Regions from separate parts of the Homo sapiens genome. Here all the other regions are linked to region 3. The links are chromatin contacts, found by Hi-C or POLR2A ChIA-PET in ENCODE. All regions are on one chromosome and are shown on one strand. The core of a region is the stretch at or near the end of the contact, and the rest is flanking DNA. Distances in the headings are between cores, read along the strand shown. Region 1 overlaps LIMS2 (LIM zinc finger domain containing 2). Region 2 overlaps WDR33 (WD repeat domain 33). Region 3 overlaps WDR33 (WD repeat domain 33).

Evidence for each region. A loop is a pair of places that touch in the nucleus more often than their neighbours do. ChIA-PET counts read pairs that join two places held with the same protein, here RNA polymerase II (POLR2A). Pooled maps may share reads with other maps.
Region 1: a map of PC-9 shows a loop between it and region 3 (19-fold over the local background). The contact joins two enhancer-like sites. A Hi-C loop is called at or near these places in 1 of 168 maps with a recorded cell type or tissue (PC-9) and 1 of 37 single-sample maps with no recorded cell type.
Region 2: a pooled map shows a loop between it and region 3 (4-fold over the local background). The contact joins two enhancer-like sites. A Hi-C loop is called at or near these places in 2 of 168 maps with a recorded cell type or tissue (HepG2 and heart left ventricle) and 2 of 50 pooled maps. POLR2A ChIA-PET finds 5 or more read pairs at or near these places in 7 of 52 experiments (AG04450, H1, HCT116 and 4 more).

The regions. Positions count from the first base shown.
Region 1 is chr2:127,670,380-127,673,243 of GRCh38, forward strand. All of the region lies in intron 1 of LIMS2 (LIM zinc finger domain containing 2), which reads right to left. Among named protein-coding and RNA genes, the nearest start is that of LIMS2, 3.7 kb to the right of the region's middle. Within about 2 kb of position 1,477, at least 3 of the 41 ENCODE cell types and tissues checked have a DNase peak (open chromatin) inside an H3K27ac peak, as active enhancers do.
Region 2 is chr2:127,770,617-127,773,337 of GRCh38, forward strand. WDR33 (WD repeat domain 33) reads right to left here. Exons shown (of 22, transcript NM_018383.5): 2 at 162-388. The coding sequence starts at 365. Among named protein-coding and RNA genes, the nearest start is that of WDR33, 39 kb to the right of the region's middle. RefSeq lists a silencer at 445-645. Within about 2 kb of position 1,280, at least 4 of the 41 ENCODE cell types and tissues checked have a DNase peak (open chromatin) inside an H3K27ac peak, as active enhancers do.
Region 3 is chr2:127,720,146-127,722,845 of GRCh38, forward strand. It overlaps WDR33 (WD repeat domain 33), which reads right to left. Exons shown (of 22, transcript NM_018383.5): 14 at 2,446-2,585; 15 at 1,691-1,843; 16 at 1-208. Among named protein-coding and RNA genes, the nearest start is that of SFT2D3, 20 kb to the left of the region's middle. RefSeq lists an enhancer at 1,218-2,417. Within about 2 kb of position 1,331, at least 3 of the 41 ENCODE cell types and tissues checked have a DNase peak (open chromatin) inside an H3K27ac peak, as active enhancers do.

The sequences.
Region 1 (2,864 bases), core at 227-2,726, 50 kb before region 3:
AGGCTATATAATATATGGCTCCATTTATGTGAAATGTCCAGAACAGACAAATCTGTAGAGACAGAAGGCAGGTTACTGGTGGCCAGGGCTGGGAGGAGGGGGAAATGAGGACTGTCTGCAAATGAGTACAAGGTTTCTTTTAGGAATGATTAAAATGTTCTGGAATTAATGGTGATGGTTGCACAGCCTTGTGAATGCACGAAAAACCACTGAATTTTACAATCTAAAGTGGTGAATTTAATAATATGTGAACTATGTCTCAGATTTTAAAAAACACGTGAGTAATGAAGAATGCAACTACATGGCTTCTTAGAGGCTGGAACTGAGGCCCCAAGCTATGAGGCAGGGCTGCCTCCCCAAGGCCCTGGGGCACGTGCCCTCAGCCCAGTGGGCAGAGGCAGAGACGGACAGAGGCAGAGATGCCACAAACAGGCTGTCCTCCAGAGCCAGCTCCCCCACCAGACTCCTCGCTGGGAGGCTGAAGACAACTCCATGAGTTTCCCGTGTATTCCTCCAAGGACGTGGGTGAGGACACAGTAGGTTTTATGTTCATATGTGTATTCAGTCACCTCATCTCAGCAAGACATATGCATTCACTCATGGAGGTATCTCACTAGGGTGGTCATCCTGCTAAGTCATCTAAGTAAATATTCACCTTCAGAAATGTACACGCTACACCTCAACAGAACAAGCAAGACAGTGACAGTGCCTCCCTTGGCCCCTTTCCCACCTGGAAGTGAAGACCTAAGGGATGGTTAAGCCTGCATGCAGGCTGGGCACGGTTGTTCACGCCTGTAATCACAGCACTTTGGGAGGCCAAGGTGGGTGGATCAAGAGGTCAGAAGATCAAGACCACCATGGCCAACACGGTAAAACCCCATCTCCAATAAAAATACAAAAAAAATTAGCCGGTTGTGGTGGTATGCACCTGTAGTCCCAGCTACTTGGGAGGCTGAGGCAAGAGAATTGCTTGAACCTGGGAGGCAGAGGTTGCAGTGAGCTGAGATCACGCCACTGCACTCCAGCTTGGGTGACAGAGCGAGACTCCATCTCAAAAAAAAAAAAAAGAGCCTGCATGCGGCACAGCACAGATAGGGACAGACAGAAGAAGGATAACCCGCTGTGGATAGAAAGCCCGGGCTCCTCTCCCCAGTGGCTCCCTGGGCTGTCCCTTGCCAGTTCACAAGTGCTGACTGTTAACTATTCAGGAATTCCGTAAAGCGTTAATGCCATGTTGGTGGCTTGAAATGAGCCCAGGTGGGGGTATCACACCACGGGACTGGACACCCTGCAGATCAGTCCCTCCATCCCTATTATGCCACTGGCCGGCTAGAAGGGGCCAGTCAGCACCAGAAGTAGAAGAAAAAGGAAGGAGGTGAGGGGCCATGGCAGTGCCACCTGGCCCAGTCTGGGGCTCAGGGCTCAGTGGTGCCACATCACAAGCCACATCACTTGTTACCCACTTTACAGTTTGCTTAAGCCCCTGACGCCACTGCAGCCTCGTGTGCTGTGCTGAGGGCTCTAGCTGCAGTCAGCTGCCCCTTGGCCGACACCTTCTGCCTAGGGGACCACCGGGCACACTCCTCACCCGGAGGAGGGGCAAGATTGGTGGATATGAGGGCAGGGATCTAGCAGCCTGCTCTGCGCTGTACTAAGCATGGGCTCAGCACACAATCAGGCATACGACAGCCTCACATGTGACACACATGACGGTCACACCATGGGTGGGACTCCACTTTATGCAGCCAAGCCACTGAGCTCACGTGGCCGTGGGTGTCAACATCCCAGGCTCCATTTCCAGGAATGCCAGGGACAGCTGGGTCCCTAGGTAGGTGGCCTTAATATCCTCCCTGTAGAACAATGGTGATGCCAGAGGTCCCTTCAGCTGTGATAGTCAAAGATCTTGTGGTTGTAAGTTGCAAAGTCCCTGAGTTGCTGCTGAGGCCGAGCCCCCTCTCTTCCCACGGCGTGCCACCCCATGCTCTGGGCTGCCTTCACTCCCTGCCCAGCTGGCTACTCCTGGGCTTCAGCCCCTCCATGCCCAGGTGCCTCCCACGGCTCCCCCTCAGACTTGCCACAGCTCTTCAAGCACTCCACAACCACACCAAGCATGCCATCCACCCCCACCTGTCATCACAGGAGGGGCATCCTCCCGAGCCCCACCCTCTGTGGCCCACCTCACAGCCAGTCAGTTGGGTCCTGTCCACTCCACCTCCCAGAACCCTGAGTCAGCCTCCTCTCCTCCACCCGCTCAGCCACCCAGGAGAGGCCTCCCTAGTGGCTGCCTTCTGTCTCCTTCCCCATCTCCTTCCCAGCAGCCCTTTCTCCACACAGCACCCATGGGTTCATCTGCAGACAGCATGGCCACACATGCCACTCCAGGTCACTTTGGTGGCTCCCCACAGCCCTCCCTCTGCTCTTGCCTGGTGAGGTCCTAGGGAGAGCTGGCAGGGAGAAGCCCTGAAGGTATGCGAGCAGAGAGGGTGTTTCCCAAAAGCAGCCTGGCTCTGGGCAGCATGGGGGATCCCGAGAGAACCAGGATCCAGGCACGAGGAGCTGCCCGGGATCACATGGGAACAGTGGACGTGGGGAAGGGCACCCAGCATGAAACGGTGGAAATGAAACTCCACTGCTTCTGGGACAGGAAAACTCTCGCCCACTCCGAAGGCCGGGTTGGATGTCTGTTCCTCACAGACTGGCCCGGCCCAATCCCTGTGTATGGAAGGCAGGGAAGCCAGTGGGGCACCAGCACTGCGGGCAGCAGGGTCACCTTTGAAGGAGCGGGTGCATTACACTCAGATCGCTCACAGCTGCGTCAAACAAACTCCAGGAGAAAGGACTGCGGGGAGCCACCGAACTGCATA
Region 2 (2,721 bases), core at 30-2,529, 50 kb after region 3:
GGAGGCAGAGGTTGCAGTGAGCCAAAACCACACCACTGCACTCTGGCCTGGGCAACAAGAAAGAAACTCCATCTCAAAATAAATAAATAAATAAATAAATAAATAAATAAATAAATAAATAACCAAAGTTTGGTCATCTGAAGCACATAAATCAGGCTTACCTCCAAATACTTAATTACAGATGGATTGTAGTCTATGGTTTTTCGGTTCACAGCTTTTCTCATTCGTTTTCCATCAAAAGTAAGCTGTTGCATTGCTTGCTGTTGTGCAAAATCAGGTCGCTTATAAAACAGCTGTCGAGGTGCCTGGTGCTGGAACCTTGGCATATGGAAAAAACGAGGAGGAGAACCAATTTCTGTAGCCATGGTGATGTTTTCCTTCTAGGATACTAGGATAAGGAAAAAGTACTTTCACTACAAATATCAGCACTGCAACACTGCCTGAAAACATTTTTAAATGAACACTTTTTACATTTCTTTTCCCTTATCTAACGTGCATCATTTCCACTTACACAATGAACTACAGTCATGAGTCACTTAACAACGGGCGTATGTTCTCAGAGATGCATCCTTAGGCAATTTCATCACTGTACAAACTTCACAGAGTTGTACTTACACAAACCTAGATGGTATATACAGCCTACTACACACGTAGGCTACACGGTACAGCCTAATGCTCTTAGGTTACAAACCTGCACAGCATGTTACTTTACTGAATGCTGGTGGCAACCGTAACACAATAAGTATTCATGTGTCTAAACATAGAAAAAGACACCATAGAAAAGTATGATAAAAATACTATATTATAATCTTATGAGACCACCATCATATATGTGGTCCAGCATTGACCACAATGTCATTTTGTGGTGCATGACTATATTAGATCAATGACAGAGACCAGTTACACATCTGAAAAAGACTACGGTCAAGGCGGAAGGATCGCTTGAGGCCAGGAGTTTAAGATCAGGCTGGGGAACATAGTGAGATTCCCATCTCTACAAAAAATAAAAACACTAGCTGGACATGATGGCATGCACCTGTAGTCCTAGCTATTTGGGAGGCTGAGACAGGAGAATCACTTGAGTCCAGAATTTTGAGGTTGCACTGAGCCATGATCATGCCACCGCACTCCAGCCTGAGTGACAGGGAGAGACCCTGTTGGAAAGAAGGAAGGAGGGAGGGAGGGAGGGAGGGGGCAGGGGAAGACTAATTCACAGAATAAGTGCTAAGAGGCATTTGATGTAAAATTCAGCCTCGTGAAGAAAAAAAGCACAATTCATAACAGCTTGAGGCAGGGTGTGTATGTGTGAGTCAGTGGATGGGTACGTGTTTATGCTTAGGGAATAAAAGAAGGTAGGATCACTGGGAATTGTTCACTTTTTCTTTTTTTTCTCCTAGAGATAATATCTAACTGTGTTGCCCAGTCTGGTCTCAGACTCTTGGGCTCAAGAGATCCTCACACTTTGGCCTCCTAAAGTGCTGGGATTACAGGCATGAGCCACCAAGCCTGGCCTTACATTTTTAAAATTAAAATTTCACAGCTGGGCGCAGTGGCTCATGCCTGTAATCCCAGCACTTTGGGAGGCCGAGATGGGCGGATCACCGGAGGTCAGGAGTTCAAGACCAGCCTGGCCAACATGGTGAAACCCCGTCTCTACTAAAAATACAAAAAAATTAGCTGGGCGTGGTGGCAGTCTCCTGTAATCCCAGCTACTCAGGAGGCTGAGGCAGGAGAATCGTTTGAACCCGGGAGGGAGAGGTTGCAGTGGGCCAAAATCACCTCACTGCACTCCAGCCTGGGCGACAAGGCAAGACTGTCTTAAAAAAAAAAATTCCACTTAGATGTTTGATTATAAAACTAATTATTTTCATGTTTATTAAGACTCCATTTTATACAAGTCATTAAATGCTCTTTAAAATTTGACTTTTGTTCTTTTAAATTTCCCAGGACTAGTGTAGAAAGAGGAATAAACTACCTTATTTCATATCTATAATGAACAAAAAAAGTACGTATGCCCAAATTTCAGGAGCAAAGTACCACAGAAACTTATTTCTCAGTATGTGTTATTTACATATTTACAAAGGTAACATTAAGTTTATATCTGAAGAGGAAAATGTTAAGACCTTATAGTTTTTCAGCTTCAATGCTCTACATTTAAACTTACATGCCAATAATACAAATATGCATGATTTTAAAATAAATTTTAAGCACATTTTAAAAATCAGGCCAGGCATGGTGGCTCACATCTGTTATCCCAGCACTTTGGGGGGCCAAGCAGGAGGACTGCACTTGAGGCCAAAAGTTCAACACCAGCCTGTGCACATAGTGAGACTCCATCTCTACAAAAAAAAAAAAAAAAAATTGTTTTAATTAGCCCAGTGTGCTGGTGCGCACCTGTAGTCCCAACTACTCAGGAGACTGAGGTGGGAGGATCACTTGAGCCTGGGAAGTCAAAGATGCAGTGAACCATGATAGCACCACTGCACTCCAACCTGGGTGACAGAACAAGACCCTGTCTCCAAAAATAAAATAAAAGAATAAAATTAAAAACTATTACAAATACAATAAAGGAGAGAAGTTACAAACATTTCCACAATTGCTTTTGTTTCAAAACCAGAAAAGATTGTGGCCACCATTATTTGTCTGTATTCTTAAAACTGCCTTATCTCACTCTCTAGACACTAAATAATGAGCCTGAAAAAATTTATGATTTCCTTTTGA
Region 3 (2,700 bases), core at 81-2,580:
TAAACTGTCCCTGTGGACCTGGAGGCCCCATTTGAGCCATGTTCATTGGCATCTGCTGAGATGGATGGGGCTGTTGAAAACCTTGAGGAATCTGAGACATTGGACCTTGTCCTGGAAAAGGCTGGGGTCCGAGGAGAGGGGTGCCAGATGAGGGAGGAGGCTGAATTTGCTCAACTTGTTTCTGTGCAAGTCTTTCAATTTTAAGTTGCTGGAAAGAAAGAAAGAAAAAAGCATGTTGAATAAACAGGCCAGAGCCCTTGAAGATGACAATATTGCTATCATGTATTCTGTTAGGGGACTCTCAAACATAAAAACTGCTCAAACTCTTCACGCTCCAGTGGTAATTAGAGTCCATGCAACACTCAAGCACTGTAAGGAGTTTTAGGTTCTTTCTCATTCTTTTTAAGTCCTGGGACACAGTAGTAAGGATTTTTTTTTCCTTATTTTTTTTTTCTGTCCCCCAAGCTGGAATGCAGTGGTACGATCGTGGTTCACTACAGCCTCACCCTCCTGGGCTCAAGTGATCCTCCCACCTCGGCCTCCGGAGTAGCTGGGACTACAGGCACATGCCACCACACCCAGCTAATTATTATTTGTAGAGACAGGGTCTTGCTATATTGCCCAGGCTGATCTCAAACTCCTGGGTTCAGCTGATCCTCCCGCCTCGCCTCCCAAAGTGCTGGGATTACAGGCGTGAGCCACTGTGCCTGGCCTAGTCAGGATTATTTTTGTCCATCTTGATCAGGGAAAGCCCAATAATTCACCACTAATTCATCATTCTTGGTAGCTAACATAGATAAGAAAAATAAGAACAAGCTACCTGCTATATGAGCAGACAAAAAGGAAAAACTCTTTCATAAACAGGTGAATTCAAATTAAAACTATGTTGGCTTTATCTTTTCTATTAAAAATGTATATTTAACTTAGATCTACTCACTGCCCCACTAATTCAGTTTTTTTATGTTGTTGTTGTTGTTTTTGAGACAGAGTCTCACTTTGTGGCACAGGCTGGAGTGCAGTGGTACGATCTCGGCTCACTGAAACTTCTGCCTCTGGAGTTCAAGCCATTTTCCTGCCTCAGCCGCCCATGTCACTGGGACCACAGGCATGCACCACCATGCCCAGCTAATTTTTGTATTTTCAGTAGAGGTGGGGTTTCACCATGTTGACCATGCTGGTCTCAAACTCCTGATCTCAGGTGATCTGTCTGCCTCGGCCTCCCAAAGTGCTGGGATTACAGGTGTAAGCCACCACGCCTGACCCTAATTGGGTTTTAAAAGTCCAAGATATGACTCAAGGAAGTCACTTAAAAAAAAATTAGTCAGACGTGATGGTGCATGCCTGTGGTCTCTGCCACTCAAGAGGCTTAATGTGGGAAGATCACTTGAGCCTGGGAGGCAGAGGTTGTAGCAAGCCGTGATCGCACCACTGCATTCCAGCCTGGGTGACAGGGCATGACTCTGTCTCTAAAATAAAATAAATAAAACAAAATACATAAATAACACATTTTAAAAAATTTTAAGAAACAGGATTCTTTTGGAAACTAGTCTTCTAGCATAGCAACAGGAAATGGCGGTGTTTGTCAGACCATGGGAGAGCCCCTTCCCTTTTCCTTAAGAGCCTATCAATAAAAATGTCACCACTACCCTCTTAGATCATCTTGAATTCCCCCCTACAGAGCTTCACACACCTCCAGAAGTTGTGGGTTAGTATATTGTAATGTAGCCATTTCTTGCTCAATTTCTGCTTGTGTTTTTTTCTTCTCTTCCAATTTAATGTCTTCTTTTCTGTCATTCAGCACCTCATTTGGAGCAGGAATTGGAACTTTATTTTGCATCCAAGCCTTGGGAAAGAAGAGAATATTAAAATGTACGCTAAGTATGAAAATTACAATGATAGAATGAGAAAACCACTCTACAATGTCATCTGCTCAATCTAACCTCTGAACCGATTTTATTTCTTTTTACCTTTTCTCCATGACTCAAGTACATGACTCATGCTAATTCTTACTGACATATTACTAGGTAGAAATTACTATGGTGATAAAAGCTGCAAGACACTGCATGTTATTAAGAATGCAAAGCTTGCCAGCCTCTTCACAGGGTACATGCACTTTGTGTTGAGGGGACAATTAAAGCACAAGATAGATAAACAATGGAGAAGAGAAGCAACATACTCCCATACTCCCTCTGCTCCATGCCTCTTTCTTCTATTTCCTCTCATAGCATGGATGATAATAAGCAGGTGAGGACAGAACAGAGAAGACTGATAACAAACTCAATACAACTGCAAAGCAGTAGATGAGAACCATGTCTAAGAGTACGTGAACATGGGAAAAATGCTCCAGTACAGAAACACCTTCAACAGTGAGATAATCCAAGAGAAACCTCAAACTAACCAACCAAAACCTCTCTGCGTGGATGAGGTGGAGTCACTTTTACTTACCTGCTGGAACTGAGCAGGAATGGGTTTTGCATAAGGAACTTTCTTCTGAGGTACTTTTTTCTGATCCTTTTGCATCACTTCCTCCATTCCCCAATCTAAACCTGGAATTGTCATTTCAATTTCATTTGATTCATCTTTCCCTGTAACCGTAAAGAAAAGTGGTTTGCCTCTTAAATAAAAGAAATTGGCCACTTGATCAATGAACACATTATTGGAAGAATAGATTTTAAGTATTATGTCATTTATATAATTTTT